Regions from separate parts of the Homo sapiens genome. Here region 2 is linked to region 1. Evidence: chromatin contacts called from ENCODE Hi-C data. All regions are on one chromosome and are shown on one strand. Each heading gives the region's core, a stretch centred on a gene start or an enhancer-like site at or near the end of the contact. The rest is flanking DNA. Distances are from core to core; before and after follow the strand shown. Region 1 holds the start of TYSND1 (trypsin like peroxisomal matrix peptidase 1). Region 2 holds the start of VDAC2 (voltage dependent anion channel 2).

Region 1 (3,780 bases), core at 915-3,414:
CAGCGTCAACTCCCGGGGAGGCAGCTTAGACAGGTTAAGTGACTTGCCCGGGATCAGACAGGGGCGTCCTACTACACACTCTGCAGGGGTAGCTTCCAACAGACCTGGCAGTCTCCTTAGGAGCAAGGGGCATGTGGGGGGAGTGGAAGGAATCTGGTGGGGGCCACACACCATAGGCAAACCTTCATCATCAGTCTTCCCTATAAAGTCATGGCTGTCCTATAGGCCACAGTGGGGACACCTATGGCAAAACTGGGCAGTGTTACCCACACCTGGCTAAGCTTGGGGATTCAGGAAGAGATTTGGAAAAGCCTGGGCTGCAAGGCTGGGCTGAACCATGTACAGCTGCGTGGGCCACCCCCCTACCTTCTGATTACGTAGAAACTCACGTTTCACTCAGACGGGAAGCTCTGGCTAAGCACTAAAAGATGGATAAAATTAACATACCCATCTCCTTACCCCAGGAGAGCACCATCCTGGGCCTCTGGGACCTTATCACTTTCAGAGGAGAAGCAGCAGGGTTAGGGAATCTCTGTTCAAAGGGCCAGAGAACCGAGGGGTATGGCGTGCAGGGCTATCAGACAGTGAAGCTGCCCAGAAGAAACTCAGCCTTTGAGGGGAGCTCAAAGATGCCCTGTTCCGGATTCAGGGTGTCCCACAGTACCCAAATCCAGAGCTGCTTCGAGCTTGACACCTTGCCCCAGATTCTCCCCACAGGGGTTCTGGGTATAAAGGATGAGGGGAGGGTTCCAGGTCTCTACCCACTACACGCCCAAAGCATCCGCGTGACACAAGAAAGGCCTGCACAATACTCAAGAGTATTAGGGCTGGACCCAGATCTGAGACCTGGAAAGGGATGAAGTGGCGTCAGCCCTGCGGGCTTACTTGGGGGTGGTGGAGCGCACCAGGACCCTGGCTGCTTCCCGAGGGGACACGTGCCGACAGGTCACTACAAGGCGGGGTGCCACAGCCACTCCGGAGCCCCATACGGTGCCGCACTCCACCAACACTGCCGCGGCTGCCCACAGGGGCCCGGAGTCTCGGAGGGGCAGACCCCACGGGACGCCCACCTCTGGCGGCAGAAGGGCGGCCAGGGCAGCGGTGCTGTGCGGCAGGCGGTGAAGCGCGTCGCGGGCGGCGCGGAAAAGGGGGGCGGCGGCGCAGAGCAGCGTGAAGCCCACCCATTCGCCGGCCTTCCAACAGAGCGGCGCCACCACCAGCGCCACCAGCGCCCCCGCGGGCCGCGCGGTGAACACGCCGCCGCCCTCGGTGCCGGGCAGGCAGCGTGCGTCGGTAAGCAGCAGTGGGCCGGCCACGTTGCTGAGCACCCCGCAGCTCAGCGTGTTGAGAAAGATGTCGGGGCAGAAGGCGCCGAAAGGGGAGCCGCAGACCAGCAATGGCGCACCCTTGGGCACGGCCCCGAGAGGCGACACCGCCATGGCTGGCCCGCGCTCCTCCTCCACCTCCTCCTGGCCTAGCCGCACGCCCAGCAGCGCAAACCAGCCCAGCGCTCTCAGTTGATCCGCCTCCTCGTCCTCCGACACTTCGTCATCCCGCGCCGCGCTCGAGAAGCGCCACTGTTCCGCTGCCTCGTCCCCGAAGAGGCGCGCGAAGTGGGCCCAGAAGGCCGGGCAGCTCAGCAGCAGCAGCAGCTCAGCAGGAAGCCGGGGCTGCAGGGGACGCCCGCGGGACGGGGCAGGTGGGCCGGGCTCGAGGCTCGCGCACTGGGGCGTGCACAGCCCTGGGCGGCCCCGCTCCGCGCCGCCCCCGGGACCCGCGGCCGTTGGGGCCCACTGCACGTGCAGGCGCAGGTCGTCCCTGCAACTGTCGCCAGGCAGGAAGACGGCGCCGGCCGCGGTCAGGACTTCGCTGCCAGCTCGCAGGAAGGGGACGAAGATGCCCCCGTGGCAAAGCACCAGGCCCGGGCTACGGCTCAGGATTACCCCGCTGCAGCTCCACGGGCCCGCCTCGGGCTGTCCGGCCCGGGAGGCGCTCACCATGCAGCCCGCCTGCTCGGCCGCCCTCATGGCAGACCCCCACTGCCTTCTCATGGCCTCTAGGCCGGACACTCGGGAGCTTCTCCGAGAAACAGCAAGCTAGCGAGCGAGGACCCCTACCCGGTCCGGCTGAAGCTGCCTAGCGCCACCCACAGCTGGAAGCGAGAGGCGCAAGCTCTGACTCACGTCTTCCTCATCGAGCCCGATTGGCTAAGCCCCAATTGACCCGACCCGATTGGCTGGGCTTGTACCGAGCTCTGATTGGCTTCCTATTCTGATTTTTTTTTTCCTTTCCCCGCCCTCGTTAGTTTGTCCAACCGGTGGGACATAATCTGCCCCATTCCCCCGGATGAGCCCCGGGGAGAGTAAGAGGAGTGCGGCGTCACGAGGAATCAGAGGAGAGGAGGGTGGGTCCCTTCAAGCCTAGTCTCGTTTGCTGGAATGTGGGAAAGGGAATAGAAATGAGCGCTGACGTGCCTAGATTTGCCCAGGCCACGACAGTACCTGTGAGCATCTGCCCAGGTCTAGGCGACCTTCAGCCTCTGACCCTTGGGATAATATGGACCAAGGAAATCCTTGGCCAATTCAGTGTTTTGAAAATTTAAAAGTAAACCCTATAGCAATCCACTAGGGGGCATGGAACTCTCAAGATTACTCCTAGGATTTTTTTTTGCTGCCAAAGCCCCAACACAAATCTCCGAGAAACTGGATTTGCTGTAAATTAAATTGCCCTTTAAATCGACTATGAACAGTAGCTGAAATCAAAAATTTTAATCATACAGGCCTATATTTTACAGTGTGCACATTTCACATAACATAACCACCAGCCAGGATTTATCTAGGCCAGGGTCCAAATACTTTCTGTAGAAGGCCAGAATGGAAACAGTTCCAGTTTGGGGGGACCATACAACTTGTCTCAAATAGTCAACTCTGCAGCTGTTGCATACAAAAGCTAAAGGAATGGCGGTGGCTGTGTCCCAATAAAAAGATACAGACATTGAAATTTTAATTTCATACAATTTTTTGTGTCCAAAAATAGCATTCTTTAAATATTTTTTCCAACCATTTAAATATGTAAAAACCTTTCTTTGCTCACAGGCCATACAAACACAGGCAGCAGGCCCGATTTGACCCACAAGGCATAGTTTACCATCTCTAGTGTACACTAACATAAACTGCTCTACTTTTCCAAAGAAGTACGCTTTAGGACAGAGGAGGATGAACGAGTATGTCGGGGAGTGGGGGGGCGCGGAGCTTCATGATACCCTCAATCAGTCACCACAAGCTAGACAGTTTACAAAGGTCTGCTTTATCACTGAATTGATAAAATACACATTATTTTTTATTTATTTATTTATTTTTTTGAGACGGAGTCTCGCTCTGTCGCCCAGGCTGGAGTGCAATGGTGCGATCTCCGCTCACTGCAAACTCCGCCTCCTGGGTTCACGCTATTCTCCTGCCTCAGCCTCCCCAGTCGCTGGGACTACAGGCGCCTGCCACCACGCCCAGCTAATTTTTTGTATTTTTAGTAGAGACGGGGTTTCACCGTGTTAGCCAGGATGGTCTCGATCTCCTGACCTTGTGATCCGCCCGCCTCGGCCTCCCAAAGTGCTGGGATTACAGGCGTGAGCCACCGTACCCGGCCATCATTAATTTTTATTAAGGTTACTGTATTGCTTACCATATACAATTGCTACTTAAATTCTCTAATCTTTCTGCCTGAATTCTTTAAATAAAGTTAACACTGCTTGGTATAACCCCAGCACAACACAGGATAATGCTC
Region 2 (3,780 bases), core at 906-3,405, 5.1 Mb after region 1:
GGGGGAAAAGGCTTTGCTCAGAGACTATGGCTGATGGCTATTAAAGATCACTTCGTTTCATTTGTCATTTTATAGATTAAAAAAATGAGGTAGGCCGAGCGCGGTGGCTCACACCTGTAATCCCAGCACTTTGGGAGGCCGAGACTGGCAGATCACGAGGTCAGGAGATCGAGACCATCCTGGCTAACATGGTGAAACCCCGACTCTACTAAAAATACAAAAAATTAGCCGGGCGTGGTGGCAGGCACCTGTGGTCTCAGCTACTCGGGAGGCTGAGGCAGGAGAATGGCGTGAACCCGGAAGGTGGAGATTGCAGTGAGCCGAGATCGCGCCACTGCACTCCAGTCTGGGCGACAGAGCGAGACTCCGTCTCAAAAAAAAAAGAAGAAAACCCAAAAAAACCACTGAGGTCTACCGGCGACATTATTGGATAGATGACTGCTTTGGGAGTTCCAGTTGAACCCATTTCTATTTCATTAGACTGCTCATTTTTTCTTTTTCCTTTGGCTCTGTTAAAAGAAAAAATTACAAAGAATTTAGTTTAAACATCTTAACTGGCTTTTAGTTCCAATTCTACAATTGGGCAACGCTTCATTCTGTAAAATGGAATGAATGTTCCAATGAGAAGAGGAAGTTGGTATTACAGACAGAAAAGGACCGAGGAAAGCAGAAACAAAAAGTGGATTAGTTGGTAGAAAGTTACTTTTCTTGTAAAGGTTAAAGAACACGGGACTTCTTCATGCCAGCTAAAACTGACCTGTTTGGGGATTTTTGTTTTGAGACAGGGTCTTACTCCAGCGGGCAGGCTGGAGTGCAGTAGTGGCACCATCTAAGCTTACTACAGCCTCAACCTCCCAGGCTCAAGCGATCCTCCCTCCTCAGCCTCCCAATTAGCTGGGACTACAGGCGCCAGCCACCACGCCCGGCTATTTTTTTTTTTTTTTTTTTTTTTTTTGGTAGAGGCAGGGTATTACTATGCCTAGGCTGGTCCGGAACTCCTGAGCTCAGGCGATCCGCCCACCTCGGCATCCAAAAGTGCTGGTATTACAGGTGTGAGCCACCGCGCCCAGCCTGTTTGGGGATCTGGCTAGCATCTGTTTCTCTCCTGATTTCTTGGAAGGTCAGATAAAGATCCTAGCTTTGGCGTGGTAGTGTGAAACTTCAGCATGAGTAACCCCATTTTGGTTTGGTCTGATGGGCCTAATGCAGGAGGTCAGTCTAAACTAACGGTCTCCCATATACATTTTATCTAATAGCTCTGTCACCCTTCCTGCACACCCGGGGAACTCGGGTGCGGCATTCTAACGCCTGCTCAGCATGATTCCACATTTTCTCCAGGCCCATAATCCAGAGGAGGTTGGGCCCGGAGCAGGCTTGCCTCGCCAAGCTCCGGCTCCGTGCGTGTGTGAAGCAGTGCCATGCCTGAGTGGGGAGGAGCCGCGGAAGAGAAAGCGTAAGGCGGCGTGGAAATGGGTGGGGCACGCTAGGACCCGCTCACATTTGTTCAGGGAGAGGCAGTCCCAAAAAGCCTCTCAGGCACACAACCCAGCACAGCAAGGCAGTCACACCAAGGTGGGAAAAGAGGGCAGAAGAGCGCGAGGGGCTGGAGGTGGCGCCCCTGTGTCCCACTCGTTCTCCCTGGGCTGGGAAAGAGAAGCGGTCCCTCAGAAGCGCAGGCTGCGCTAGCTTAGGATGGACGTGGGTAACGCTCAGCTGACTCCCCGCAGGCACCCTATGCAGGGCTTTGTTTCGGGGGGGAACCCGCACCAGCGCGTAAGGGGAGTAGGAGAGATCTACGTGACCCTGGTGCGCAGCCGCGCCCTATCGCCCCGGCCACGCGCCGACGCCCCGCCCCGTCCGTGACGCGTTCGCGCGGGGCCTCCGCCCCATCCCCCTCCCAGGCGGTCCCCAGCGCGCTGCCTCCGCCGTTCCCCGCCCCCTCGCCTCTGAGGCTGCCCGGATAGCTGCCTGATCCAAGGCCCAGCAGCTTCTGCCTTCCGGATCCCCACCGACGGACGGAGGCAGCCCACCTGCAGGACCGGGGCGCTGTCGGTCCACGTGGCCGCTCTGGAGCAGGTTGGAGTTGGCAGCGGGCTGCGCTGCAGGGACAGGCGCGGCGGACAGCCCCGGGGGCAGCGGCGGGGTCCTGTCTGGGAGAGGACAGGGTTGCGGCGGGCGGAACGGTGTCTCCTTCACTTCGCCCTCCAGCTGCTGGAGCTGCAGCCCGACCGCGAGCGTGCCAAGCGGCTTCAGCAGCTAGCGGAGCGGTGGCGGCGGCCCCCCTCAGGACACCACCAGGTACCGCCGCGCCCGCCTCACGCCGACCCAGGGGCCTAGGCCGCGGCGGCCAAGCCGGAGGCCCGCGCCGGACTCGGAGTCGGCCCTGGCTTCCTAAGATGGCCGCGCTGCCCCGCGGCCCCTCGCCCCTCTCTGCCCGGGATCTCCCTTTGGCCCTTTGACCCCAGCTTACCGCACTTCTTGTCCCTCCCGCAGATTCCCCTCTTCCCGCGGCCTCGCCATGGCGACCCACGGACAGACTTGCGCGCGTCGTAAGTAAAGCTGGGATCTCTGCGGGATGGGGCGGCGGAGAGTCGAAGCCTGTCGACCAGAAACCCAGTTTGTTTCCCCCTATCTTTCCAAGAACTTGGAAATTCGGCTGCTTTTGGTGGTCGCCCCACCGTCTGACCACCTCCTCTGCGGAGGAGGGGCTGGGCTGCTGGATTTCAAATGGGGAACAAGGCCCGGGGAGTTGGTCTGTGGCCGCATGGACTTTTCAGCCTTTGTACATGTCTTTGACGTATAGAAGTAAAAAGTTGTTAATTGGGGATTCTGCCTTTGGAGGATCGGATCAATCACTTTTCTAGAGGAAGTAGCAGTCCCTCTTGTGAGAGCGCAAGGTCATTACTTGTGCTCCTAAGGGCGTGGACGTGCTTTGTGGAATGAATGAGCTGGTGTAATGAGCTCAGATTGCCTGCCCTTAAGCAGCACAGCATTGGCCGAGGACTTGAGAGTCACATTAGTAAGTTTGAAGCGCTATTTGATATTTAGTTGATGTAGACATTTGAGTGAAACACACATGGCAGTATTTTTTCCAAGTTTCAATATTTAAATTCCCAGTATTAAATTCTCTTCCCACTCCAGGGTGTTGGTTTTCCCCTCAGCGAAGATATTAAAGGACGTATCAGGGTAAAGGGCCTAGTCTTAGGTTTCGGTTTTATCTAATTTAGTTAAATCAGCTCATCTCAGTGAATTTTGGCAGATACATAAATATCCATACACACAAATACTTGTTTGATTCTTTGTACTTGTCCAGTCCTAGGAAGTGAGGCTGTAGGTAATAGACTGTTTTTCCGTTTTGAAACGAATTCCCCAAGTTTGTATAATCATGGTTATCTGTTTTAGAAATAATTCGTTGGTGGTATCTCCTTTATGGGTCGTTATAGTTCTATTGTAGCTCCTGACCGCATAAAAAACATTCCAACAAATGGGATTGCTTGAATTTTAATATCAGCAGTGGGTCATGCTCTTGTTCTTGGATAGAAGGTGGGAGAATAGAGACATTAACACTGGAATGTTTTTTTTCTACCAGCAATGTGTATTCCTCCATCATATGCTGACCTTGGCAAAGCTGCCAGAGATATTTTCAACAAAGGATTTGGTAAGAACCTTATTTTTAAAACGTTTTAGATAAAGAGTGAAAATGTATGTTTGGGTTGCTTAGCGAAATCAGATCAATCATTGCAAATTGTAAATATCTTGCTGCTTTAAATTTAGAGTTAC

What was found. A loop is a pair of places that touch in the nucleus more often than their neighbours do. Pooled maps may share reads with other maps.
Region 2: a loop to region 1 is called in a pooled map, with 13 times the contacts of the local background. The contact joins the promoter of VDAC2 here to the promoter of TYSND1 in region 1. A Hi-C loop is called at or near these places in 2 of 50 pooled maps.

Annotation. Positions count from the first base shown.
Region 1 is chr10:70,144,536-70,148,315 of GRCh38, forward strand. TYSND1 (trypsin like peroxisomal matrix peptidase 1) reads right to left here and starts at 2,165. Exons shown (of 4, transcript NM_173555.4): 1 at 886-2,165. The coding sequence starts at 2,051. It overlaps SAR1A (secretion associated Ras related GTPase 1A), which reads right to left. Exons shown (of 7, transcript NM_020150.5): 7 at 2,754-3,780. RefSeq lists silencers at 1,067-1,296, 1,627-1,936 and an enhancer at 1,427-1,476.
Region 2 is chr10:75,208,641-75,212,420 of GRCh38, forward strand. It overlaps VDAC2 (voltage dependent anion channel 2), which reads left to right and starts at 2,156. Exons shown (of 10, transcript NM_001391963.1): 1 at 2,156-2,298; 2 at 2,494-2,549; 3 at 3,590-3,658. The coding sequence starts at 2,519. RefSeq lists enhancers at 1,479-2,060, 1,791-2,085 and silencers at 1,730-2,039, 2,060-2,429.